Regions from separate parts of the Homo sapiens genome. Here region 1 is linked to region 2. The links are chromatin contacts, found by Hi-C or POLR2A ChIA-PET in ENCODE. All regions are on one chromosome and are shown on one strand. The core of a region is the stretch at or near the end of the contact, and the rest is flanking DNA. Distances in the headings are between cores, read along the strand shown.

What was found. A loop is a pair of places that touch in the nucleus more often than their neighbours do. ChIA-PET counts read pairs that join two places held with the same protein, here RNA polymerase II (POLR2A). Pooled maps may share reads with other maps.
Region 1: a loop to region 2 is called in a map of CD8-positive, alpha-beta T cell, with 4 times the contacts of the local background. The contact joins the promoter of OAS2 here to the promoter of SLC8B1 in region 2. A Hi-C loop is called at or near these places in 2 of 168 maps with a recorded cell type or tissue (CD8-positive, alpha-beta T cell and naive thymus-derived CD4-positive, alpha-beta T cell) and 10 of 50 pooled maps. POLR2A ChIA-PET finds 5 or more read pairs at or near these places in 2 of 52 experiments (activated T-cell and naive thymus-derived CD4-positive, alpha-beta T cell).

Annotation. Positions count from the first base shown.
Region 1 is chr12:112,976,940-112,981,300 of GRCh38, reverse strand. It overlaps OAS2 (2'-5'-oligoadenylate synthetase 2), which reads right to left and starts at 2,782. Exons shown (of 10, transcript NM_002535.3): 1 at 2,516-2,782. The coding sequence starts at 2,692. RefSeq lists enhancers at 1,618-1,767, 1,878-1,957, 2,128-2,207, 2,428-3,237.
Region 2 is chr12:113,333,859-113,338,422 of GRCh38, reverse strand. It overlaps SLC8B1 (solute carrier family 8 member B1), which reads left to right and starts at 3,314. Exons shown (of 16, transcript NM_001358345.2): 1 at 3,314-3,980. RefSeq lists a silencer at 3,104-3,393.

The sequences.
Region 1 (4,361 bases), core at 1,533-4,032, 360 kb after region 2:
ATTGGTCTATGCAAGTATTTTGTGGCTAAGACTTCAAAAGCACAGGCAACAAAAACAAAAAATAGACAATTGGGACTATATTAAATGAAAAAGCTTCTGCACATCAAAGGGAACAATCAAGAGTGAAAAGACAAGCTGTAGAATGGGAGAAAATATTTGGAAACTATTTTTCCAACAAGGGTTTAATATCCAGAATATACAAGGAACGTGAACAACTCAACAGCAAAGAAAACAACCCATCCCATTAAAAAGCAGCCAAAGGGCCTAAATAGACATTTCTCAAAAGAAGACATACAAAATGGCCAATGGGTATATGAAAAAATGCTTGACATCACTAATCACTAGGGAAATGCAAATCAAAACCACAATGAGATACCATCTCACCCCAGTTAGAATAGCTATTATCAAAAAGACAAAAAATAAACGCTAGCAAGGATTTGGAGTAAAGGGAATCTTACACACTGTTGGTGGGAATGTAAATTAGCACAGTCATTACGGAAAACAGTATGGAGGTTTCTAAAAAAAATAAAAATGGCACTGCCATTCAATCCAGCAATCCCACTACTAGGTATTTATCCAAAAAAGGGATAACTGCACCCTCATGTTTATTGCAGCACTATTCACAAAAGCCAAGATATGGAATCAACCAACGTATCCATCAGCAGCTGAATGGATAAAGACAATGTAGTATATATACACAATAGAATACTATTCAGACACAAAAAGAATGGAATTCTGTCATTTGCAGCAATGTGCATGGAACTAGAGGTCATTATGTTAAATGAAATAAGTCAGGCATAGAAAGACAATATTGCATGTGTTTATGTGGAAGTTAAAAAAAGTTGATCTCATGGAGGTAGAGAGTAGGATCATAGTTACCAGAGGCTGGGAAGTAGAGGAGGAAATGAAGAGAAGTTGGTTAATGGATACAAACATACAGTTAGATAGAAGGGATAAATTCTAGTGTTTGATAGCACAATGGGGTGACTATAGTTAACAATAATTTATTATATATTTCAAAATAGTTAGAAGAGAAGATCTGAACTGTTCTCAACACAAATAAATGATCAATGTTTGAGGTGATGGATATCCTAACTACCCTGATCATTTCACATTGTATCCATGTGTCCAAATATCACATGTACCCCATATAAATATGCACAATTATGTAAAAATAAAAAAACACAGTAGAATGGACAAATGTGGAATATTCACATAATGGAATTGACACAACAATGAAAAGATAAACAACTGTACCCCACAACATAAATTTCATAAACATCATAGGTCAGAGAAACCACGCACTAAAGCACACAGAGCCCATGATGCCATTTATGTAGGGTTCACCCATGCATCCTGGTTTACATTCCCAGCTTTCACACCAAGAGTCCCACATCCCAGGAAACACCCCAATCTTGGATGAACTGGGATAGTTGGTCACCCTATAATTGTAAAACGTTTAAAAACAGGCAAAACGTGTCTATGCTGTTAGAAGTCAGGAGATTGCCTACCTGGGTTTGGAGGTGCTGACTGGATCGGGGGCCCAGGGCTCTGGGGGGCTGAGAATGTTTTGTTTCTGGATCTGGGTGGGGGTTACACAGTTACATTGTTTGTGGCTACCTATCAAGCTGGACACTTTGATCTGGGCACTTTTTCTGTTTTACTTCCATGAGGAAAAAAAAATTGAGAGGCAGGATAGTGTAGTGGTTAAACATGCATGCCCTCAAGCCAATTACCCAGGCTTAAAATCCCAGTTCTGACAATAGCTATTAACCAAACTTGCCTTAGCTTGCTGGCCTGGGCCAGGGCTGGGGACACCACGTGTCTAGATTTCTTTATTGAGGCACTAGCGGATGTGTGCAAGGGGTAGAGACCAAAAAGTGTGGCAGCAGCAGAGAAGGGACGTCAGCAGCTCAGGAGGCTAAGAGGATAGTATTGGGCCATCAGGACCCCCACGCCCCCAATTCTAGGGTCCTGGCATCTCCCCAGTCCCCCTTCCTCCCCAGAGGTCCAGAATTTTCAGCCTCAGTCCTGAGATTTGTGTCCACAAAACCAAATATTTCTAACTGATAAAAGCCACTCCTTCTTGCTGCGGAGAAACCACAAGGCAACCTGGGTAGTTTGAACAAAGTTCTCTAGCCTCCCTAAGTTTACTCCTCTGTACTGTGGAGAGGATAGAAGAAAATCGCAGTGAGTAATCACAGTGAATTCACTGAGCACTGCCAGTCTTTTGCTAAGAACATGATGTGCTCAAGCCTTACGATACTCTGAAGTGGGTATTATGCCTCTCCCCATTTTACAGAGTCAGAGACTGAGGCACAGAGAGGTTAAGTAGCCTGCCCAGTGTCACACAGCTCTGGAGCAAGCGCCTGCTCCAGAGCCTGAGACTCCTACACCACATCCCACCCAAGTGTGGGCCTCGCACATAATAGGCACCCAGCACCCAGTAGCTCGGCCTTGCTGCCGCCGTGGAATCTCCTGCCTCCCAGAGACCCAACCTCAGCCCTGGACTCACTATGGCCACTCCCTGCACCAGGGGGAACTGTTCGGGTTCCTGCAGGACGTCACAGATGGTGTTCACCATCTCGTCGATCAGTGTCTGACATTCTTCGTAGGGCTTCAGGTATTCCTGGATAAACCAACCCAGCTTCTGAGCAGGCACCGAGGACAGCTGGGACTCCCCATTTCCCATTGCTCTCAGCTGGCTGCCGGCAAGACAGTGAATGGTAGGATGGGAGGCAGAGGAATTCTTGCTGCTGCCCAGAGCCAGGAAACTGAAACTGAAGTCTAGAGGCCTCTCTCCACCCACTGCAGCGAGCTTACCAACTCTTGTATCCGGGACAGGGAAACAAAACTAACTTAAGCTCAGAGGCTCTGCCCTGCCCCTTGCAGTGAGTTTACCAACTCCTGCATCCGGGGCAGGGAAACCAAAACTAACTTAAGCTCAAATGCTCTTCCCCGCCCCTTGCAGCAAGGTTTACTGACTCCTGCACCCCAGCAGGGAAACCAAAACTGACTCAAGCTCAGAGGCTTTCCCTGTCCCCGGCAGCGTGGTGACCAGCCCTTCAGGGGCTCCCCAAAACTTGAGGTTAACTAAACAGCCTCTAGAACCCCATTGTGAGGGCTTCATACCTGCTAGATGTCTGTCCTTGAGCACATCGCCTGCCCTCTTCGCGCCTCAATTCCCCCATCTGTAAGCTGGGGGAAAATGGCAGCTCTCTCGTAGGATTAGCTTGATGATTAAATAATACCTGCAAAGTGCTTAGAAGCAGGGGCGCACAGGTCATCTTTTGAGGCTCTGTCCCTTTCCCCCTGTTCTCAGTGGCCAGGGAACTCACATTCAGGGAAAGCGGCAGAGAGGAAAAAGAGACCCAGAGAGGGAACTGACTTGCTCAGGGACACACAGCAAAGCAGGGACCTAGCTGGACTCAGGTTTTGGTCTGCTTCTGGGTAAACACAGGCCCCCGTGTGGTCAGCGGGTGGGAACCTCTGTGTGTCCAGTTTCTCAGCACACTTGTGGACAGCCGAGGGACCGTATGAGGCACTTGTCCAGCCTCGCAAGGGCAAGAAAACACACCCCAAGTGTGTGAGCCAGAAAGGAGACAGACATGCAACTCCTGTGCCCAGAGCTTTGAAAACAAAACTCGCAGAGGACTCCCAGCCAGCTGCCTTGGCCCAGCAATAATAATTCACAGAGAAGGCAAAAATCTCCAAGATGTAGTGGGGGACCAGGGCCCTTCCATACTGGGATGGTTAATTTTATGTGTCAAGTTGGCTGAGCCCAGGTACCCAGATATTTGGTCAAACATTATCCTAGATCTTTTTGTGAAGGTATTTTTTAAAGATAAGATTAACATTTACATTGGTAGACTTTTTTTTTGAGTAAAGTGGATTATCATCTGTAAGGTGGTGGGCCTGATTCAATCAGTTGAAGGCCTTAATAGACTAAAGACTGAGCTCCCCCAAGGAAGAGGGAATTCGGCTGCAGTGCCTTGGCCTCCACTTGCAGCAGCAACTCCTTCCTGGGTCTCCCACCTGCCAGTCTACCCTGCCGATTTTGGATTTGCCAGCCTCCACAATCACATGAGCCAATTCCTTAAAATAAATACCTCAAAATAAATATAAATACCCTGTTAGTTCTGGAAAAACCTCGATTAATGCACATGCTCATTAAGGGCCTTTCCTGCCCTTATCCAACTTTTACTGCAACACCGAGAGGTAGGCAGGCTGGGCAGGCGTAGTCCTAAGGTTCCTTTTTCAGATGAGAACATGGAGGCTCACAAAGGTGGAAACATTTGCCCGTGATCACACAGCTAGGAAGTTGTCAGGCTAGGTTCTCACACTAACACACTGCCTGACTC
Region 2 (4,564 bases), core at 2,065-4,564:
AATTCTGGAGTTACTTCTCAAGCAGCAGATGACCTGGGGAAAAGCTGACCCCGGAGTAGGATGACCCCGGAGCAGGCTTGGAGATTGTGACACACAGACACTACTGTGAACGCCCCTGTGCTGGCAGCCTGGACATGGGGATGAACCTGGCCTGGTGCTGCTTCGAGGTGCTCCCAGCCTGTGGGGGACATGGAAAGGTAAGTTAATGCATTGTTGTAACAATGGAATAATTTTTATTTTTTATTTTTCTTTGAGATGGAGTCTCACTGTCACCCAGGCTGGAGTGCAGTGGCATGATCTGGGCTCACTGCAGCCTCCACCTTCCAGGTTCAAACAATTCTCGTGCCTCAGCCTCCCAAGTAACTGAGATTGTGGGCTTGTGCCACATGCCTGGCTAATTTTTGTATTTTTAGTAGAGACGGGTTTTTGCCATGTTGGCCAGGCTGGTGTTGAACTCCTGACTTCGGGTGATCTGCCCACCTCAGCCTCCCAAAGTGCTGGGATTACAGGTGCGAACCACCACGCCCAGCCAACAATGGAATAATTAATGGGGACAACAAACCCTTCCACTGAGGGAGTGTTGACTCAGCATCCAGCATGGGGTTTGGGGCTCTTCACAGTGTCCTATTTCAGCTAGGCATGGTGGCTCATGCCTGTAATCACAGCAATTTGGGAGGCCAAGGTGGGGGGATTGCATGAGCCCAGGAGTTCAGGACCAGCCTGGGCAACATAGTGACACCCTGTCTCTACAAAAAATGAACAAAACGAGCCAGGCATGGTGGCACACGACTGTAGTCACAGCTACTTGGGAAGCTGAGGCGGGAGGATCGCTTGAGCCCAGGAGGTCAAGGATGCAGTGAGCCAAGATCACACCACTGCATTCTAGCCTGGGTGACAGAAGGAGACCCTGTCTCAAAAAAGATAAGGAAAAACATCTGGAAGGACCTCAGGAGGTTGGTACTAGTATCACTCCCATTTCACCAAGGGGGAAACTGAGGCTCAAAGAGAGGCTCTAAGTGTTTATAGAAGGTCCTACAGAAACCTGATGTTCTGCGATTCCAAACACATCATGCTCCAGATCACAATGTCACCTGCCCAGAGGTGGGAATTAGAGGTGTGCTCTGAAGGTGGGGAGCCCTGTGGCCATGTGGAGGGGTTGGGGGGAGGGTGGAAGACCCCCTAGTGGCGGTGACCTCTGAGCTGAGCCTGACAACATGAGTAAGAGTTTGTCAGGTGGAAAAGAGATAGGGTGTCATCAGGGCAGGGGGCTCGGAAGGAGCAGAGGCAGGTGGCTGTGAGCAAGAGGCCGATACGTTCAGGGAACAGGGAGCACTACTGGGCAGGAGGTGGAGGTAGGGGTGAAAGACGATTTCAGAAAGGTGTGCTAGGGCTGGATGCTGAAGGGCCTTGAATGCCAGGCTTGGCGTTGGGCCTGGGTCCTGCCCATGACGAGGAAGCAGGTCCTACCGTAAGGATAAGAGATGGGGTGACTAGATGCATGCTAATGGCAGAAGTGGGGCTGCAGGCAGGAGTGGCCTGGGAGGACACACTCCAGCCTTAAGGACCCCAGGTCCAGGCCCCATGCCTGCCTCCTCCCATTCCCCCATCCCCCCAACAGAAGAAAAGGCAGGATGAACAGAGCTTCCCCAGGAGGCTGGGAAACTGGAAATAGGGGGAGATACTGGTACATCCATCAGCAGATCACTAACTCCTCGGTCTTGATTTGTTTGCCACCTTCTTTTAAAAACGATGCTATGTGCCCCCTTCGGCAGCACATATACTAAAATTGGAACAATACAGAGATTAGCAAAAAGAAAAGGGAAAAAATTAAATACAAATTTTAAATATTAGATAAAAAGGTGGGCATGGTGGCTCACACCTGTAATCCAAGCACTTTTGTTACAGGAAAGGGGTCCTGATCCAGACCCTAAGATAGGGTTCTTGGATCTCGCGCAAGAACGAATTCAGGGTGATTCCATAGAGTAAAGTGAAAGCAAGTTTATTGAGAAAGTAAAGGAATAAAAGAATGGCTACTCCATAGGCAGAACAGCCCTGAGGGCTGCTGGTTGCCCATTTTTATGGTTATTTCTTGATGATATGCTAAACAAGGGGTGGATTATCTATGTTTCCCCTTTTTAGACCATATAGGGTAACTTCCTGACGTTGCCATGGCATTTGTAAACTGCCATGGCGCTGATGGGAGTGCAGCAGTGAGGACAACCAGAGGTCATTCTTGTCACCATCTTGGTTTTGGTGGGTTTGGGCTGGCTCCTTTACTGCAACCTGTTTTATCAGCAAGGTCTTTATGATAACCTGTATCTTGTGCCCACCTTCTATCTCAACCTGTGACTTAGAATGCCTTAACCGTCTGGGAATGCAGCCCAGTAGGTCTCAGCCTCATTTTACCCAGCCCCACTCGAGATGGAGTTGCTCTGGTTTACACAGCTCTGACACTTTGGGAGGCAGAGGCAGAAGGATCGCTTGAGACCAGGAGTTTGAGACCAACTTGGGCAACATATAGAGACCTCGTCTCTATAAAAAATTTTAAAAACTAGCCTGGTTTGGTGGCACACACCTGTGGTCTCAGCTACGTGGGAGGCTGAGGCGGGAGGATTATATAAGCCCAGGAGTTCGTGACCAGTTTGACCAACATAGTAAGAACATTTTACAAAAAATGAACAAAATTAGCCGGGCATGATGGCACTTGCCTGCAGTCCCAGCTACTTGGGAGGCCGAGGTGGGAGGATTGCTTGAGCCTCGGAGGTCGAGGCTTTAGTGAGCCGTGACAGCTGCTACTGCATTCCAGCCTGGGCGATAGAGTGAGACCCTGGCTTAAAAAATTAAAATTTAAATTAAAAAAAAAAAGCTATGCTACTAGAGGGGAATGTTGAACCCAATTAGGATCTCAGAAGGATTTCAGTGAAACCGCGAGAACTTTCCTGGGCAGGGTGGGGCTTTCTCCACCTGGGATTTTCCCAAACCTCTTTGTCACCATTCATTACCAGGAGCAGCTTGACACCCTCTGGTTCCTCTACCCTCGGGAAATGAACCTCCTAGTTTCACCCTCTAAATGTCCCTCTCCGGCTTCCTGCAGTCCTTACCCATCGGCTTGTATCTCAGTTTCAAAGCGGAGGGAGAGGACGGTGGAGAGTGGGAAGACCCTACGAAGCTCCCCGGGAGCTGTACCTTTAAGGGCAGGGGCGGGGCGAGCCCCGAGGGGGCGTGTCCTGAGGGCGTGGCCGAGACCGGGGCGGGGCGAGCCGGGGCGGGCCCGGACGGGAAGAGTAGGGGCCCGGACGCTGCAGCAGGCGGGGCACCCGGACTGGCGGCTTCGCTGGCGCAAGGTCGGTCCGGCGGCCAGGGACCTGGAAGGCTGCGAGGCCCTGCGAGGTCGAGGTTCGGAGTTTGCTGGTCCCAGGCCCGGCCCGAGGTAAGAAAGAGCCGCCTCCCCGCACGGCCGGAGGACCCGGGCGCCCCGAGTTCGACTTCTCAGCCTCCGTCCGGACGGGAAACGGAGCACGGAGATGTTCCTGAGGTCTCTTTCCTGGGAAGCGCAGCCCCGATTTCCCGCCCCTGTCCCTTAGCAGGTCGGCGACCATCCGAGCGCTGGGCATCGGCCCACGCGTACAGAAGGCGCTCAATAAATGCTCACTAGTGAATCAGTAAAATAAATCGGCAGCAAAGAGAGACGAGACGCATGCTGATCTTCAGGTGTTGGGGACATCAGGGACGCGAACATTTATTGAGCTCTTATTGTATACCGCGTCGGCCAGCATTTGTGTCCATTTCACACATGAGGAATAAGAGGCCCAGAGAGGTGAAGTGACTTCCTTAAGGCCACACAGATAGTAAGTGGCCGAGACGAATTTGAAACCAGGGGTGTCCTGTTTGAACTTGGTGCCAAATAGAGTAACTCGGACTCCAGTTGGAGGGGTTCGGGAGAACCATAGAAGAGGAAGGGCCGTGTCTTCCGTGGACAGGTAAGGAACCTGGCTGGGACAGGCGCCTTTCTGACCTCTCTTCCCCTCCCTACCTCCTCTCCCTCCCCTCAGGCTGCCAGTACATTGAGAAACACCTGCGCAGACTTAAAGAAAAAAACGTTTTTATGGGGTTTGGTTTCCTGATTGCAAAAATAAGACATACTCATCGTAGAACACATGAAAAAGCCAAAACAGGAAATTTAGTTTGCTGAGGACTTTTGTTTTTCCAGTTTAATTCCTTTGAAATATATTGAAGCCATTTTGGCCCTGGTCTTGAGGGAAGAGGCACATGGTGGTGACCAGCCCGGCCCCACTGCTAACCCGCGGTCTTTGAGCAACTCAACTTCCTTCTTGCCCTTAAGTTCCCTGTCGGAGGGGCTGTGGGCTCTGTGACCCTCTTGCTGTGTGACCTTGGGCAGGTTCTGGAATTCCTCTGCTGGGTGTGGTGGCTCACGCCTGTAGTCCCAGCACTTTGAGAGGTCAAGGCCGGCAGATCACTTGAGGCTAGGAGTTCCAGACCAGCCTGGCCAACATGGCGAAACCCCGTCTCCGTTAAAAATACAAAAATTAGCTGGGCATGGTGG